2 separate regions of the Homo sapiens genome follow, and region 1 is linked to region 2. Evidence: chromatin loops called from intact Hi-C (ENCODE). Cell type or tissue: OCI-LY7. All regions are shown on one strand.

Region 1 (8,000 bases), 58 kb after region 2:
ACTCAGTCCAAGCAGCCATTGTCACTTGCCTGGACTACTGCAGTAGCCCCTCAGGGCTTCTGCTCCTGTGAGTCAAAGCAGATCCCTCCTCGGCTCTAACCTGCCAACAGCTCCCATCTCACTCAGAGTAAAACTCAAAGTTCTAACCAAAGACTAGTTTGGTTAGAACTTTCACTGCCCTGGCCTCCTTTCCTCCTGCTGTTCTCTCACTCGTTCAGCCCAAAGAGTGAGGGAACAGCTCTCACTGGCCTCCCTTCTGTCCCTCGACCCTGCCAAGCACATTCCCACCTCAGGGCCTTTACACCTGCTGTTCCCTCTGCCTGGAACACTCTTCCCAAGATAGCCACCTGGCCTCCTCCCTTACCCCTTTAGGTCTTTGTTCAGATGCCACCTTCCTGACTCTGCTGTATAAAACTGCAAACCTGGCCAGGTGCGGTGGCTCACGTCTGTAATACAGCAATTTGGGAGGCCAAGGTGGGTGGATTGCCTGAGGTCAGGAGTTCGAGACCAGCCTGGGCAAACACAGTGAAACCCCGTCTCTACTAAAAATACAAAAATTAGCCAGCCATGGTGGTGAGCGCCTGTAATCACTGCTACTTGGGAGGCTGAGGCAGGAGAATCACTTGAACCCGGGAGGCAGAGGTTGCAGTGAGCCAAGATCACTCCACTGCACTCCAGCCTGGGCAACAAGAGTAAAACTCCATCTCAAAAAAAAAAAAAAAAAAAAACCCGCAAACCCTCCTCCCCAGCGCTCCATCTCTGCTCGCCCACTCCATTTCTCCACAGCACAGACCACCAGGTAATGAACGGTGTGTTTAGTTATTTATTGTGTTCAGTATCCGTCTCTCTCCACCTTAATGCTAACCACAAAGACAGGGTTTTTTGCCTGTCTTTTTCCTGCTGATATCCCCAGCACCACGGACAGGGGCTGGCACAGTGCAGGTGCACAGTAAAAATGTCTCGGAGAAGACAAAGGCAGGAAGGCAGGAAGGATGCAAATTGGAGGGAGTCTCCAGGAACAAGGCCAGCTACAGCGAGTTCAGAGCCCATTTTACAGAAAGGGAAACTGAGTCTCAGGTCAAGAGGCGAGGCCAACACTGCCCAGAATTCCCAATTTCTTGAGAAAAAACAGAAACCTGTATAGTAATATTGACAGCTCCCAATTTTTAAATGTCGGCAACTAATAAGAAAAGTCTGCAGGCCAGATATGGCCCAGAGGCAGCCAGCAGCCCTCCACCAGCCTGGAAAAGTTATGATTCGCTGCTGCTTAGAGACAAGTTTTCTAGCAAAATAACATTTTCCATCTACACCATGCCTCCCCCTTCCCTTCCCTTGCCCAACCTAGAGACTCGCAAAAAACAGGTTCCCCTCCCACCCGGCCCTCCCACCTCTGCCATCTCTCTGCCCAGGTGCCCCCCAACCCCACTGACCTGGCCCCCTCTGCTCGCCAGGAATGCTAGCAGCCTGCAGCAGCAGATGGCACAACTACAGAAAGGAAAAATACCAAGCCAAAGACATAAATACGTCGGCAGAGTACACAACACGGAGAGGACCCAGCAAACAAAGAGCCGCAGACTCCGGGAGCCAGGAGATGAGGTGCTGCCAGCCCCACTTCCAGAGTTCCAAAAACAAAGCCAAGACCCCTTGGAAGGCCCGGGGGAGTCACCCCAGGAGTGCCGGCTGCAGCCACGGCAGTATTTTCATGTGTCCATTTGCTGTGATGTGTTGAGAGCCCCGGCAGGAGGCATTCAGGACACAAAGCAGACATCTGAGGCATGATTTACTGAGTCACCCCTCCCGGGCACTGCATCCCGGACTCGGAGGCGTGGCCACAATGAGTAAGACCCCCCCACCAACGGGTTAATTCAGACCAGGCTCGGAGCACCGAGCAACTCTATCACCCTCAGTAATAAAATACAGCAAATCAAATTGGACTGTATTGATTTTTTATGTAACTATTTTAGGGCCGAAGCATAAGGAGAGGGTATTGATCAGTTAAGAGTCAGGTGTCAGGAAAGGGAGACAGGAGCACCCTGGCTGCAGAACCAGCTGATTTTGCCAAGGGAAGGCACTGGAATTCAACTCCAAAGAACCCAGGCTTCTTTCTCTCCTGCCCCCAGCCGGCAGAGAATGGGCATTGAGAGTCCATTCTGCCCTGAATGGGAAGATGGAAAGCCACACAGCTGGTGGAGCAGGAAAGCGATGACCAGCTCCTCTGAGCTCCTCTGCTTCATTTCTCTCCCCATGGCACTTGACATTGAAGTTCAGATTTCTTTGTCCACTGCTTCACTGTTGTCTTGCTCTGCAAGAATGACAGAGTGTGGGATTTGTCTCTTTTGTTCCCTGCTGTGTCCCAAGTGCTTAGCCCCGATTTATACCTCTGTTCAATGAATGAATGAATGAGCTGGTTGCCATTTCTTGAGCACTTGCTGTGTGCCAGGCACTCTGCAAAGAACCGTGCAAGGATTCACATGCCTTCTGCCTGGAACCCCCTTCTCTCAGTTGGCTCTTTCTGGTCATTAAGGTCTCAAATTAGAAAACTGCCACCTCCTCTAAGAAGTCTTCCTGGATCGCACAGTCACTCTTCATCATATCGCCTTGCATTGACCATGAAAAACACAAATTAATGTCTGGGATTTTCCTGTGGGTGTATTTATGAGCTTCTTATTTGTCTCCTCATCATCACCCAACCTGCCCTAGAACACAAGCCCTGGAGATCACAGGCACCCAGGCCTGAGGGCAGGGAAATTGAGGCAAAACTCCAGGACAAGAAGGCACCATCAGGGCAGAAGTCATGAGCTCTGGGGAGGAGACCCTACCTTGCCATTCATGGATTGACTTATCTTGAGTCAGTCCCTAGGTTCCTCTGAGCCTCAGTGTCCCCATCTGAGGACACATCCTACCCCTCACTCAACAGTTGCCCAAGAATCCCATGAAATCCTGAAGTGAGAAACCACTTGGCAGACGGCTGATGGTTCATGATTCTTCTCTTTGCAGCTGTGATGGTTGCATGTGTCCCCAGTCAGCCCTTCCTTTCTTGCCTCCTTTCCTGTCCTGGGACTCGTGCCCTGTGCTAACAGCCTCAGGGCTGTTAGGCTGTTGTTGTTAGCACAACAATGGCATCAGCACGCCGTTGTTGTTTACAAACCTCTTTCTTGCTGAACCACCCAGCCTTGTAATGAGAACAGCCAGGGAGAATTTCGGCGCCCATTTTACAGATGGGAAAACTGAGTCTCACAGAGGCCAAGGGGCTAAACCAGTATTCCAAGATCTCCCAATTTATTGAGCAAAGACAGAAACTGGATTGTGACACTGACATCTCTGAATTTGTAAATCCTGGTGACTAACAAGAGAAGTTTGCAGCCATCCGCCTTCCAGGGGCCTTCCACATCTGCTGTTTCCACAAACGCCAAGTCCCTCCTGCCGAAGCAGGCCGGGGCTCCCGAATGAGGAGGTGGACTTTAGAAGGGACAGGTTTCAGCCAGGCATGGTGGCTCAACACCTATAATCCCAGCACTTTGAGAGGCCAAGGCAAGAGAATGTCTTCAGCCCGGGAGTCTGAGGCTGCAGTGTGCTATGACTGAGCCAATGCACTCCAGCCTGGAAACAGAGCAAGACCTCATTTCTAAAATAAATGGGGGTTGGGGGAGGGGAAAATTCTCCAAACTCTGTTTCTCACAAAAAACCCAACTCTCCCCTTGACTCAAGACACATCCCTTAATCCCTTGGGTGCAAATCAGCCTCAAAATCCAATAAATTGCACCAAAACTTCAGTGCCCATGAACTGAATGTAGTAGCTAAGAGAACCAACTCTGGGACAGACACACCAGGGTTCACACTTGCACCCCATCACTTATTGGCTGTGTGACTTTGCAAACCTCACATTGCCTCTCTGGGCCTCAGTTTGCGTATCTGTAAAATGGGACAAACAGAAGTCCCTACCCCATTAGGGTTGTTGAAGAATCCGTGAAATAAAATCTAACGAAGGGCTAAGAACACACAGTGTGCCCAACAGCAGGGTTAGTTATTGTGTTACTACTAATTCTGAGGTACATGATTCTTCTCTTTGCAGCTGTGATGGCTGCAGCACGTGTCCCCAATCAGCCCTTCCTTTCTTGCCTCCTTTCCTGTCCTGGGACTCATGCCCTGTGCTAACAGCCTCACGCATCAGCACACCATTGTTATTTATGAACCTCTTTCTTGCTGAAGTCCCCAGCCTTGTAATGAGAACAGCCAGGGAGAATTTTGGGGCCCATTTTACAGATGGGAAAACTGAGTCTCACAGTGGCCAAGGGGATAAACCAGTATTCCAGTGCATGAGACCAAAATTCGGCCTGCCAAAGTCTTGCCCTTCAACATAGCCATCTAATCACTCAGGGGCACAGAATCTGAAAGGACTCCCAGTTGCCTACAGAGTTGACTCTGATGTGTTTGATTTCTACGGCTCTAAGCCTTAGTTTGCGTTAATACATTTATTTGTTGCAAAGAGAGAGGGAACAGAAAGGAAGTGAAAGACTCGGCAAAGGCTAGCACATCAAAGGAGCTTAACGACTACCCACCACCTGGGAGTATAAGCCTGGCTGGTTCAGAGGCCGGGCCACACCATTCCGCACAAGGCTAGAGAGTGAAATTTGGTTGCGTGAGGTGCTGGGTAAGACACAGACCAGTGCCTGGGCTGGGATCCTAATCCTGTGTGACCTCAGCCAAGTTACTTAGCATCTCTGGACCTCCAGATCCTCCCTTGTAAACTAGGAATAATGAGAGTGTCCACTTGCCAGAGTGGTGAGCATCCCATCAAGTTCATGCAGGGAAAGGCCTGGATGGTGCCTGCAGCACAGGAAGAAGCACCTGCTTTCATCACCACCCCTTCCCCATCACCATCACCATCACCACCACCACCCCTTCCCCATCACCATCACCACCCCTTCCCCGTCACTGTCACCATCACCACCACCACCCCTTCCCTGTCACCATCACCACCCCTTTCCCGTCACTGTCACCATCACCACCACCCCTTCCCCATCACCATCGCCACCCCTTCCCCATCACCATCACCACCCCTTCCCCACCACCACCACCACCCCTTCCCCGTCACCATCACCACCCCTTCCCATCACCATCACCACCCCTTCCCCATCACCATCACCATCACCACCACCACCCCTTCCCCATCACCACCCCTTCCCCGTCACCATCACCACCCCTTCCCCATCACCACCACCACCCCTTCCCCATCACCATCACCACCCCTTCCCCATCACCATCACCACCCCTTCCCCATCACCACCCTTCCCCATCACCATCACCACCCCTTCCCCATCACCATCACCACCCCTTCCCATCAACATCACCACCCCTTCCCATCACCACCCTTCCCCATCACCATCACCACCCCTTGCCATCACCATCACCACCCCTTCCCCATCACCATCACCACCCCTTCCCCATCACCACCCCTTCCCCATCACCATCGCCACCCCTTCCCCATCACCATCACCATCACTATCACCATCACCACCCCTTCCCCATCATCACCATCATCACCCCTTCCCTATCACCATCACTATCACCATCACCATCACCATCACCACCCCTTCCCCATCACCATCACCACCCCTTCCCATCACCATCACCACCCCTTCCCACCACCACCCCTTTCCCATCCCCATCACCACCCCTTCCCATCACCATCACCACCTCTTCCCATCACCACCCCTTTCCCATCCCCATCACCACCCCTTTCCCATCACCATCACCACTAAGACTTGCTCTCTAACTTTCGGATTTGACACTGGCTGTCTTGGCCAGGCCAGGCGGCTGTCATTCTCATGACCTTGGGATCCTTGTATGGAGTCACAGTTCCCTAAAGGACTGTATGGTAGAACTCCTCTACCAGAAGAGCTCCCAGGTACAGGGTTAGAAAGTCATAGGTGAGGAGTTAAGGAGAGGGGAGCCCAGGCCTCCAATTCACTGTGTGACCCTGAACAGGCGGTCCCTGTGCCCAAGTCTCCTTCCCATCTGCCGGGGGCTGCTGAAGGAGGGGCTCTGAGGCACCCTCTTGCTCTAGAAGTCAACCCACCTACTCTGCTGAAGAGTTGGCAGCACCCCCGTCACCCACGGTACCAGGGTGCCTCCATCTCGCCACAGTGATTGCTGAGTCCCATGGCTTCAGGGGAAATGGACCCCCTCCATCCCCATTCAAATTGAGACACAGAAGAGAAGAAAGGAGCCACCCAGCCACATAGAGCTGGGAGACGCATCTGGGAACAAGGCCCCTGAAAGGGCTTTGCCGGCCCAGAGACCACCCCCACCCCAGACTCCCAGCCAACAAATGAGGGTTTTCTTTTGCTCCCTTGGATCAAGGCAACCACCGTGCTCATTGTTGGCTCTGAGTGCAGTAGCTCATGCAGAAGCCCCACGCCTCCCCAACTCCCTGCATCCGGTGGGAGGAGAGGGGATGAAATGATTTACTCTGGGAACCTCCACTGTGCAGCCATTAAATCACTGGAGAAGGCGACGACATTTGCATACCACTCCCCACCACTTCCCAATGCCACCTCTCTGAAGGGCAGCGCCACACACAGGCACCCCCCCCATCACTATTGTAATGAGAAATATACCACATGCCACACCAAGGTGCCAGGCAGGAGGAAGAGAGCCTCTGCCCTGAAAGCCAAAGCTCCCCCCTGCCACTCAATGTGGCCCCTCTGTCGTGGGGCAGGTGGGGGTGCTCCACCCACCCTGATTTCATAGACCCTAGACCCCCGTGCATAATGAGTCAACGAAGCAAGATTCGTTCATTTTCCTCAGCAGGGACTGTAACTGCACCGCTAATTTGCAAAGCCACAGCATGTACAAAAGTGGCTCGAATAATAGGGGCCCCCTAGTCGCTAAGCTGGGGGATTTGTGCTGACTCTTACCAAGTACAGTTCCATATGTTTAAGCACTTGCAAGGCTGAAAGAAGTACACCCACCCTACTCTTTACCATGGCAGCTACCCACGCAGGAAGGGGGGTGGGGGACAAAGAAGCCAGTCCCTGCGTGTGTGTGATGGGAGACAGTGTGCGCATCTTTGCCTCTGAACTCTTCCAGCCCCTCTTCCAGAGCCTCAGCCAAAGGGGGTCGGTAAACCATGGCAGAAATCACCCAGAAAATCCAACCAGCCCTGAAGGAAGCTCTGGTTAATTCCTCTGAACCTCTCAAAACCAAGTGTAGGCAGCTAAGTATCTTTCAGGAATTTCTTTTTTTCTTTTTTTTTTTTTTTTTTTTTGCCATCCCTCCTAACTAGTGCTAAATATAGAGTTATCAAACTGTCGTCTCTTTATGTCCCTGGTAGGGACCAGTTAAAGACTTGCATGTGCTTCCAGGGACGGGGCGATGGCACTGGGGGCTCTGCCCGGACGGCATTTGTCGGAACGAGCTGCCCTGCTGAGACTCTCCCAAAGAACAGCAGGGGAGCAGGCAAAGAGCCGGCCAGCAGCAGGTTTCAGTGGGAGCTCACCTTCCCTCCCAACATGGGGCCTTCCAGAGCCAGGCACAGGCTCTTCTGTTGCTGGGGGAGAGGGCGGGGGACGGGGGTGGGGGGGTGGTAGGGGGACCATCCTATTCTCTTACAAAGCATTATGCAGGCAGCTTCTCTGAGAGACTTCCGATATTCACTTATAAGCACATCCAGGCAAATGCTGACCCCCGTGGAGAAACAAAATAGAGACAAAACTGCAATTTTCAAGTCCGAGGGACTGCACTTTTGCAAACAGGTCCCAGGGCTTCAGCTAAGAGAAAACAGCCTCGGCCCCAGCAGCAGCCCCTCTCGTGGACCGCAGAGGAATGCCGAAAGCAAAACAGCTATCATAGCTGCTCCTTAGCCAAGCAGGCAAGATTCATCCACGTTAAGCCCAATGCCATTCTCTAGGCTGAACCAAAGCCGAACGCTGACGGAGATCTCCAATAGAAGGTTTTCTTCAAGTCGAAGGTGTTGGTAAATATTTTGGGTCACTTAA
Region 2 (8,000 bases):
AAGTGCTGGGATTACAGGCATGAGCCACCGCGCCCAGTCTAGTTTGGCTTTTCTTGCTCCTTCCCTCCTTCGCCCATTTATTTCAAGCTCTCTGCAAAAGCCAAGCTCCACAGAAACAAAGACAAACACAACATTGTTCAAGAGAGTGATGCCCCCTGCAAATGCCAAAGTCAGACCCAGGTTCAGAACCTGACCCTCTGCTTCTTAGCCGGGTGACCTTGAGCATATTATTGTAACTTTCTTGGGCTCTGGAATAGGGATAATAACAATACAGCCTCATGGGGTTATTATGAGGATAAAAAATGAAGGGATGGGCCAGGCACCGTGGTTCACGCCTGTAATCCCAGCATTTGGGAAGGCTGAGGCAGGAGAACCACTTGAGCTCAGGAGTTTGAGACCAGCCTGGGAAATATGGTGAATACCCATCTCTGCCCAAAAACAAAGATTAGCTGGGCGTGGTGGTACACACCTGTAGTCTCAGCTACTAGGAAGGGTGAGGTGGGAGGACTGCTTGAGCCTGGGAGGTTGAGGTGGCAGGGAGCCATGATTATACCACTGCACTCCAGCCTGGGCGACAGAGTGAGACCCTGTCTCAAAAAAAAAAAAAAAAAAGTGGGGGGGAAAGAAAAAAGAAAATGAAGAGATGTATGAAATGTTCTCAGCACTGTGCTCAATAAATAGGCTTTATTATTATTACTGTTTCATTAGCAGATTTTGCACAGACGAATAACTGGCTAGTCCTCATTAATGGACTTAACGCAGTGCCTGGCACATGGTGAAGCTTCCATAAATATGAACCAACGGCAACACTCAGGGACCCAGCTCTCATGACAAGGTGGATAAAGTGCTGAGAAAATGCAGAGATGAGAGGGTTTAATTCTGTGTGGGGAGGAGGGGGTCAGAGGCAGCCTCCACGAGGGGGTCATTTCCTCTGCCAAGCTCCTTTGCAGTGACAGATGAATTTCTTACAACAAGACAGCTCACATTCCCATCTCAGCATCTCTCGAGGAGGAAGGCTATTCCCTCCCGGCTCCACGGGGCTCCAGACACAGAGCAAACAGATTTTTTAAAGTTGTTTTCGTCTTACAGTTAACCCCTTTGAGTTCTTAGAAATGCCACTACTTTTACAACTGTCCCAGAGGTCTGGGATGAGGTCAGGTACCCTGTTTCAAGAAAATGTTGACCAATTTGAGCTTTTCCCCAGCGAGTGCACAGACCGGAGAGTGACTCTGGAACCTAATCAGCTGGGAAACGGGGAGGAACTGTGGGTACTGAGCCAGAAGATCCACCCTCAGGGGAGACAGTCATCCTTGGTCATGGGGCAGGGACCCTGGGCTTGTCTGTGTGGTTCTGTGGGAGGCAGGATTAGGAGCCACAGCAGAAGACTTCTCTGAGACAAAAGTCCATGCAACAGAATCACAGGGACACCTTCTAGGGGTTCCGGGTGAACTGTGGGAGTCACATGACATTTCCCACCCGTGGAGTTGGCCAGGTTTGTTCAGAAGCCATCTTTGTTCTGTGTGATCTCACCCCCTGGCCATAGCTGATTGGACCAGCGCACGACACCTGCTTGTAGGTGAGCCAATCAGATTCTCTCTCCTGGACCCTTGGAAATGAGAACCAGAGACAGCGAGTGCAGGCCTCCGTGGGAGGCTGGAACAGACACGCCTAACGGAAGAAGCTGTGAGGCCACCACATGCCACCGTGGGAACCGGAGGCCTGGAGAAAGGCACTCACTAGAGAGAAGGGAGAGGGAAAGCAAGTTGCAGAGGGAAGCAAAGCCCAGGAAAGGGGAATTCTGGTGGCTTCCCATTGCCTCCTCCGGGCCCTTCCTGAGGCCCACTAGCTGCATTCTGCCCTGAGCTTCTTTTTGGCTTGTCTTGGTTGTCATTATTTATCACCCAAGAGAATTTCTTACAACTCTTGCTGGGAAACAGTGGCAATCCCATCACGTTAGGTAGTGGGTGCACCAGTGTCAGTGTATACTAGAGGAAGACCACCTCTTTGTAAGAAGGCTTCACATACAACTCTCCCCAGTTAGGTGGGAGGTTGAAATTGGTGCACCCTAGAAATCCTTCCAGCTCCCAAATTCTAGATAACTTCAGATCATGCATAAAGGCCTTCAGGCCAGATGTGGCACCTAACTGTGTTCTAAAGTGCTGTATTGTTCTTTTGCTTTGTTTTGACCACCCGATATTTTTAAAATTATGATTATTAACGTTATAAACTTGGGAAATTTCACATGAAAATCCAAACGAATGGCCTTTCTAGGAAAATCAGCTCTGGCAACACTGGGCTCGTTACTCCCAAACAGAACCAATAAACTAGAACTGAGTTACCACTGTCCCCTTCATCTGGGGAACATGGTCTCCAGTTTGCCAGAGTCCACACCGTTCCCTATTGTCTCAGCAGCCCCGAGCCTGGGTATCAGTTGCCTCGTTGAGTTTATAATGCTATTTTTCTTATGGTAGAGAAAGGTTTCTTTATAATCAAGTGCCTATCAAAAGAGTTCAAAGATAGGCAGAGAGCAGCGAATTTCTTAAACCCAGACTTCTTCCCTCTCATACATTTCCTGTGTGAGCCCTGCAGGTATTTCAGTTTGCAATCCCTGGTTTAAAGGCTCATATAGCTGAACCTAAGTATGACTCCATCTTAAGCCCCATCCTTGAAGAAAAATCTCAAGACGCAAAATACATTTCCATCCAGTTCTTTTTTCTAAAATGCTATTTCATGGTATTTAATATTGAATGTTTAAAACTGGCTGGTTCAGCCCAAATTAATGATAGTTTTTGATATTTTCAAAAATCATCTCACTTTCTGAGCTAAATGCACCATGTATGGAGAAGCAAATCCCTTCTCCATGCCATTAAATCCTTAATCTCTCAGGCCAGCCCAGGAAGACACCTCTGCCCTATTGAAGGATGATGTCCTACTGAAGAAATCAAAGGGGATGCCACTCACTCCTGAGCACTGCTTTTCCACTTATTGTTAAATTAGCAATAGTCGGAAATGATCTCTTCTTTTTAGAGAAACCTCATTAAATGTAACAACAAAATCAAATAAGGAGAACAGGGCACTGAAGCAGAGGAAATGCTGAAAGGTCACCTTGGCAGTTGTGTGCACAGTGTGCTGGGCTTTTTAAGGGAATAAAGGAAGACTCAGATTTCCAGGAGGTAAAGATGGGGACAGCCACTTCCTTTTACCCAGCAGACCGTGGGCAGGGGCCTGCAGGCTCCTGAGTGTGGATGGGATATTTTTGAAACATAAATCGCTGTGCTTGCTGAGCTCTGTGATTCTTTCTCACTTGCAGCCCCCTCCTACTCAGTCCACTGGGTCTTCTGGGCTCACTGCTTCAGGGAAGGGGGAACCCAGAGAGAGCCAAGGAAAGCAAAGGGGATGCTCAATTTTTGAGTTTCAAAAGCCTGCACCTCTTGGAGCACACTAAGTGCTCCTGTGCTTAGACAAAAGATTGGATGGAATTGGTGATAAGCCTGAGCGAAGTTTCCATGCTGGAGACTGCGCAGGATCCTGGACTGGGGGCAGTGTGAGCAAGAGGGGAAGGGGACACGATGAGGGTGAAAGGTCAGCAGGGCCAGGACGAGGGTCCCAAAGGCAAGAGGACCACAGACACGAGGGCGTCAAAGAATCTGGAGAAGGCCTGATATGTGCAAGATGGAACAGCAAGGTAACTCTTTCTGCCAAGAGCAAAGTGACTTGACATTTTCTTTATGCAATGGGGACTTATTGCAGGTAAATGAGCCAGTTTTGCACAGGCTTCTGAAATACCACGAGGAGCTCACCAGGGACCTTGTCTGCAGCACTCACATTTTCCCACCTGCTGTGCTGGGCACTGGGGTGTGCCGCCCAGATCCCCCCACAATGTGGGCCTTTTTGCCCAGCTGCTGTGACGCTGCTGTGGGTGGCCTTAGCTGTCAGCTGACCTGCCCGTGCCCAGGGTGACGCAGAGCCAACTGACTCAGTCAGGGGTGTAAAAACACAGGCATGTCTGCTTAATGGGGGATTCTCCCAATAAAACGCCCTGCACTCTGGCCTCCGCCTCAGAGTCTTCCTCCTGGGAACTCAGCCTTGTAACCACTGGCCTGTCCCCCAGACTGGTAACCACTAATTCAGGGCAAAGGTGATGTCTAGGTCCCACTGAGTTTCTTATGAGCTGTGTGGCCCGATGGGGGACTCTCTGAACCTGTTTCTTCTAACTGTGACATGAGATTAAGGATACTTGTCCCACCCTTCCCATTGTCAGACCACGAGCTCTGAAAGGGTCTTACAGATCCCTTCATCTAATCAGTCACCCAGTGCTTGATGATAGCTTGATGACAACTGTCAAATTGCTTCAAGACCTGCCTGACATTGCCAGTAATTACCATCTTGGTATGAATTTCAGTGATGCAGAACCCCTGTCAGAGACAGCTGCGTTTGTAAAAGCAAGTCTGGATGACACAGTGATGATTACATCATCTCCATCTTCATCGCCATCTCATAGTAAAGTTAACCCACTGTGGCATCTGGCTGATGGTTTTGTGGGAGAGGATTCTATGTCCCACCGCAAACTAATCACTACTAATAGATCAACTTTCTAGATAATTCCTCGGCAATGTGGTTCAAAGAAAGACCTAACAGCTCCTGCCCTTGTGAGAATTTTCCTTTTGTTTCACTCGGTGGTTCTCAGAGCGTGGTTCTCGACCCGGCAGCACCTGCAGCGTCTGGGAACCTGCTAGAAATGCAAATCCTCGGGCCCCACCACAGGTCTACCGATCAGAAACTCTGGGATGGAGCCCAGCAGATGCCATTTAACAAATCCTCCAGGTGATCTTATGCTCACTCAAGGGTGAGAATCACTGAGCTAATTTAAGCCTCTGAGCTGTCACTTGTCTGAAAGATTGTTTCAGGTCCTGTGGTCCAAGGATCAGAAAAATTAGCACAAGTCTTACCGATCCCAAGTCACCATGAGAAACACAAGTCCAGAGAGGTATGTGAAGCCCTCCCCCACTCCACCTGGAGGTCACATGCTCATAAGGGGCTCAGTGGCACCTAGACCTGACCTTTGCCCTAAACCAGGGGTTACCAGTCTGGGTGACTGGCAGGTGGTTAATAAGAGGAAGGTGTCACAGGTTGGGTTCCCCAGGAAGAAGACTGATGGAGATGACAGCAGGACATGTTGGTGCGGACCCTCAGACCAGCACCTGCAGAAGGGGAAAAAGCAGCCACAGTGGGCAGAGGGAGAAGGGGAACTGTGGTGCAGGCCCAAAATCGACTACAACTGGGCAGACATCCTCACATGCTCCCCATACCCCACTCCCCTGACCCAGTCTCCTTCCCACAAAAAATGCTAGCCTAAAGCATAAGCCAACACATAAATAAAGCAGCCAGAATCAACTACACTTCTGCCTTTAAGTGGAACAGATAGATTACTTTATAATTTATTAGCCTTCCATGGGGCACACTCAGACACAACGCTATAGGCACATTCAGATGGTTTTCTACACATCTAGCGATATAAACTCTATCAAACGCTATATAAATCCAGATAAAGGTAATAAAGTTAGTGTAGTAAAAAACCAATGGCAATGCAATCATTGATGCCCCCTGGTAACCTATCTAAAATATTACAATAACTCAAGTCTCCATATGGAGATTTCATTTTCTTTTTCTCCTCTGAGAAAAGCCTGTTGTGAGCTTTAAGATATTTAAATAAGGATAGATTGAATTAATATGGTTTACACTCATAAAGATGCTTTTTCCGGTGTTTCTGAGGTTCTCTTTTCTTGACTATATCTCCTGCTAGCTCCTAATTTTTCCTCCTGAAGAAAGACAAGATCAGGGAACCTCAGAATTGCAGAGCCGTCGCTTTAAACTACAAGCTGTGGGTATCAAAATGCCTGCAGGTGACAGTTACAGCCTCTTTTCAGACTCTCTTTCCTGGTCACCACCTCCAAGATCTGCTTCTGGGAATAAAAATCATGGTGGCTGTGATTTTATGTAAAGTCTTCTGCCATGCTGCCTGGCTGCATAGAACACATGCGCTAATCCAAAGCCACACTGAAGGATGTGTCCCCAAAGCAGGAAGTGTCTCAAGGTATCTTTTAGCTGCAAATCACAGAAAACCAACTCAAACTAGCTTAAGTGAAAAGTGAGTTAATTGGCTGGAAAATAAAAAAAAGAGACAGCAAGGAGTAGTCCCTACTTCGTGCCATCTGGAGGTGGGGGCGGCACGTTCCCACACTGTCCCAGTAAAAGTTCTGAAATGAGGTCTAATAGGTCAGGCCTATCCCAGGGCCGGTGACATCGGCTAGGGGAAATGCTATGCTCTGATTGGCCAGGGGGATGCTGTTCTCTAATTGGTCAGGGGGCTGCTGTGCTCTGATTAGCCAGGGGGCCATGTTCTGATTGGCCAATAGGAAGGCTGTGCTCTGATTGGCCAGGATGTTATCTCTGATTGGTCACTTGTCTCCCTGGGGCCAAGATATGTCAGCCACCCCTAAACCAAATATGATCGCTGGGATGGAAACATGGACATCAAGCCTGAAGAATCATCGAGGAATGCCTTTCAACAGGGTACAGACGGGAGTGGCCTGGCAGGGGCATCAAAGATGGGTTCATGTCGCATCATCTGTGAATAGGCAGAATCTTAGGAGAACCTCCAAAGATCCCCCAGAACCTGTCTCCTATGAGGTTTTAAACTAGATAGAGCCTGTTATACGAAACTGTCCCATGCAAGTTGCCATCAAACTAAAAGCAGACAGAATGGAGCTTTTTCAGCCTGAAGATGGGATGTGATATTTGTGTCTCATACAAGTAAGAAGCCTTTTAGGATTGTTCTGAACAACTCCAGAAGTTCAAAGGGGTGGGTGATTATGGACACAAAGAAAGGAGAAAATAAGGCGTAACAGTCAGATGTGAACTTTGATGGAATGGGTTACCTTATAGGTAGTGAGTGCGTCATTACTGGAAGCAACCAAACAGCACACAGAAGAAATATTCCTGCATAGGGGAGGGTCCCCTCTCAGATTCCTTTTATTTGATTTAATGTCTTCTAAAAATACTATCCCAAGCCTTAAATAGTAATAACTTAAGTGGAAAATCCTGACTGTGCCCCTACCCCCACCACCTCCCCCACAAACCCCAGGCTCTCCCGGTGGGAAATGTGATGAAATGCTGAAACCCCAAATGGTGTCACATCAGAGACACTGGAAGTGCCTAACAAGCAGATGGATTCAAAATGACAGATGCCTCCAGACTGCAAAATCCATCACTTCTGTCCACAGGAACAAAGGGTGAGAAGATAGGTGCCTGAAAGCCGGCTCCGATTTAAGAATCAAAGCACTTCACAAAAGAGCCCGAAATGGAAAAATCAGTATTTGTTTGTTCTCTGAAGCCAACACTGGAACCAGGGCTTCCTCTTTAAATGGCACTGTGTGTGCTGGAGACGCTGAACTTGTCCTGAAGTCTCGCATGTTGTGCATTCATGCCGAAGCAAACGGGAATCACTTAATAAGGGCTTCCAAATGCCACTGCACAAATAATAATAGTAATCACAATCATAACACCGGCACGCTGTTTCGAAACAAGGCATCTGAGTGGGGACAGCATGTTAATAAACAAGATGAGAGACGCAGCCCAGGAAGCTGACTTCCTCAGAACAGAACGAGTCCCCTATTCATATTCATAATCCTTTGCATTATTTACACGGATCAACTTGCTCCCTAACTCCAAACCGGCTTGAGTTCCCTGTGGCAGGGAAGGCGGGGAAAGGAGGGGCCACCAGCTAAGCTCACACTGACAGCAATGCTGGTTTTTATGATCTAACAGGCTTGACATTCTCCTCGGCACAGAGCGACCTCCAGTCCAGTCAATACTGAGAGCTATCACTGTCATGAAGCGGAAAGCCAGCAGGATCACTGGATCACTGGAGAGGCAGCGCCAGTCACTGCCAGGGCCCAGATCAATCCCCACTGGTCAGTGGAATGGCTCTGCCCATCCTT

Evidence for each region. A loop is a pair of places that touch in the nucleus more often than their neighbours do. Peaks named below come from ENCODE experiments on the same cell type or tissue, not always from the same donor. Only the 100,000 strongest peaks of a DNase experiment are listed, where the experiment ranks them.
Region 1: it touches region 2 in a loop (4-fold over the local background); 4 of 110 quality-filtered maps call a loop at or near these places.

The regions. Positions count from the first base shown.
Region 1 is chr12:125,188,123-125,196,122 of GRCh38, reverse strand. The region is part of intron 1 of TMEM132B (transmembrane protein 132B); the gene reads right to left. Among named protein-coding and RNA genes, the nearest start is that of TMEM132B, 5.7 kb to the right of the region's middle. RefSeq lists an enhancer at 1,677-2,208. In OCI-LY7, a CTCF peak has its summit at 2,065; DNase peaks (open chromatin) are centred at 4,152, 4,562, 6,852 and 7,722; H3K4me3 peaks cover 2,366 bases; H3K27ac peaks cover 1,611 bases.
Region 2 is chr12:125,246,047-125,254,046 of GRCh38, reverse strand. All of the region lies in intron 1 of TMEM132B (transmembrane protein 132B), which reads right to left. Among named protein-coding and RNA genes, the nearest start is that of TMEM132B, 64 kb to the right of the region's middle. RefSeq lists an enhancer at 7,712-8,000. In OCI-LY7, no CTCF peak of the experiment used is centred here; DNase peaks (open chromatin) are centred at 3,856, 4,426 and 4,796; H3K4me3 peaks cover 2,045 bases; H3K27ac peaks cover 3,529 bases.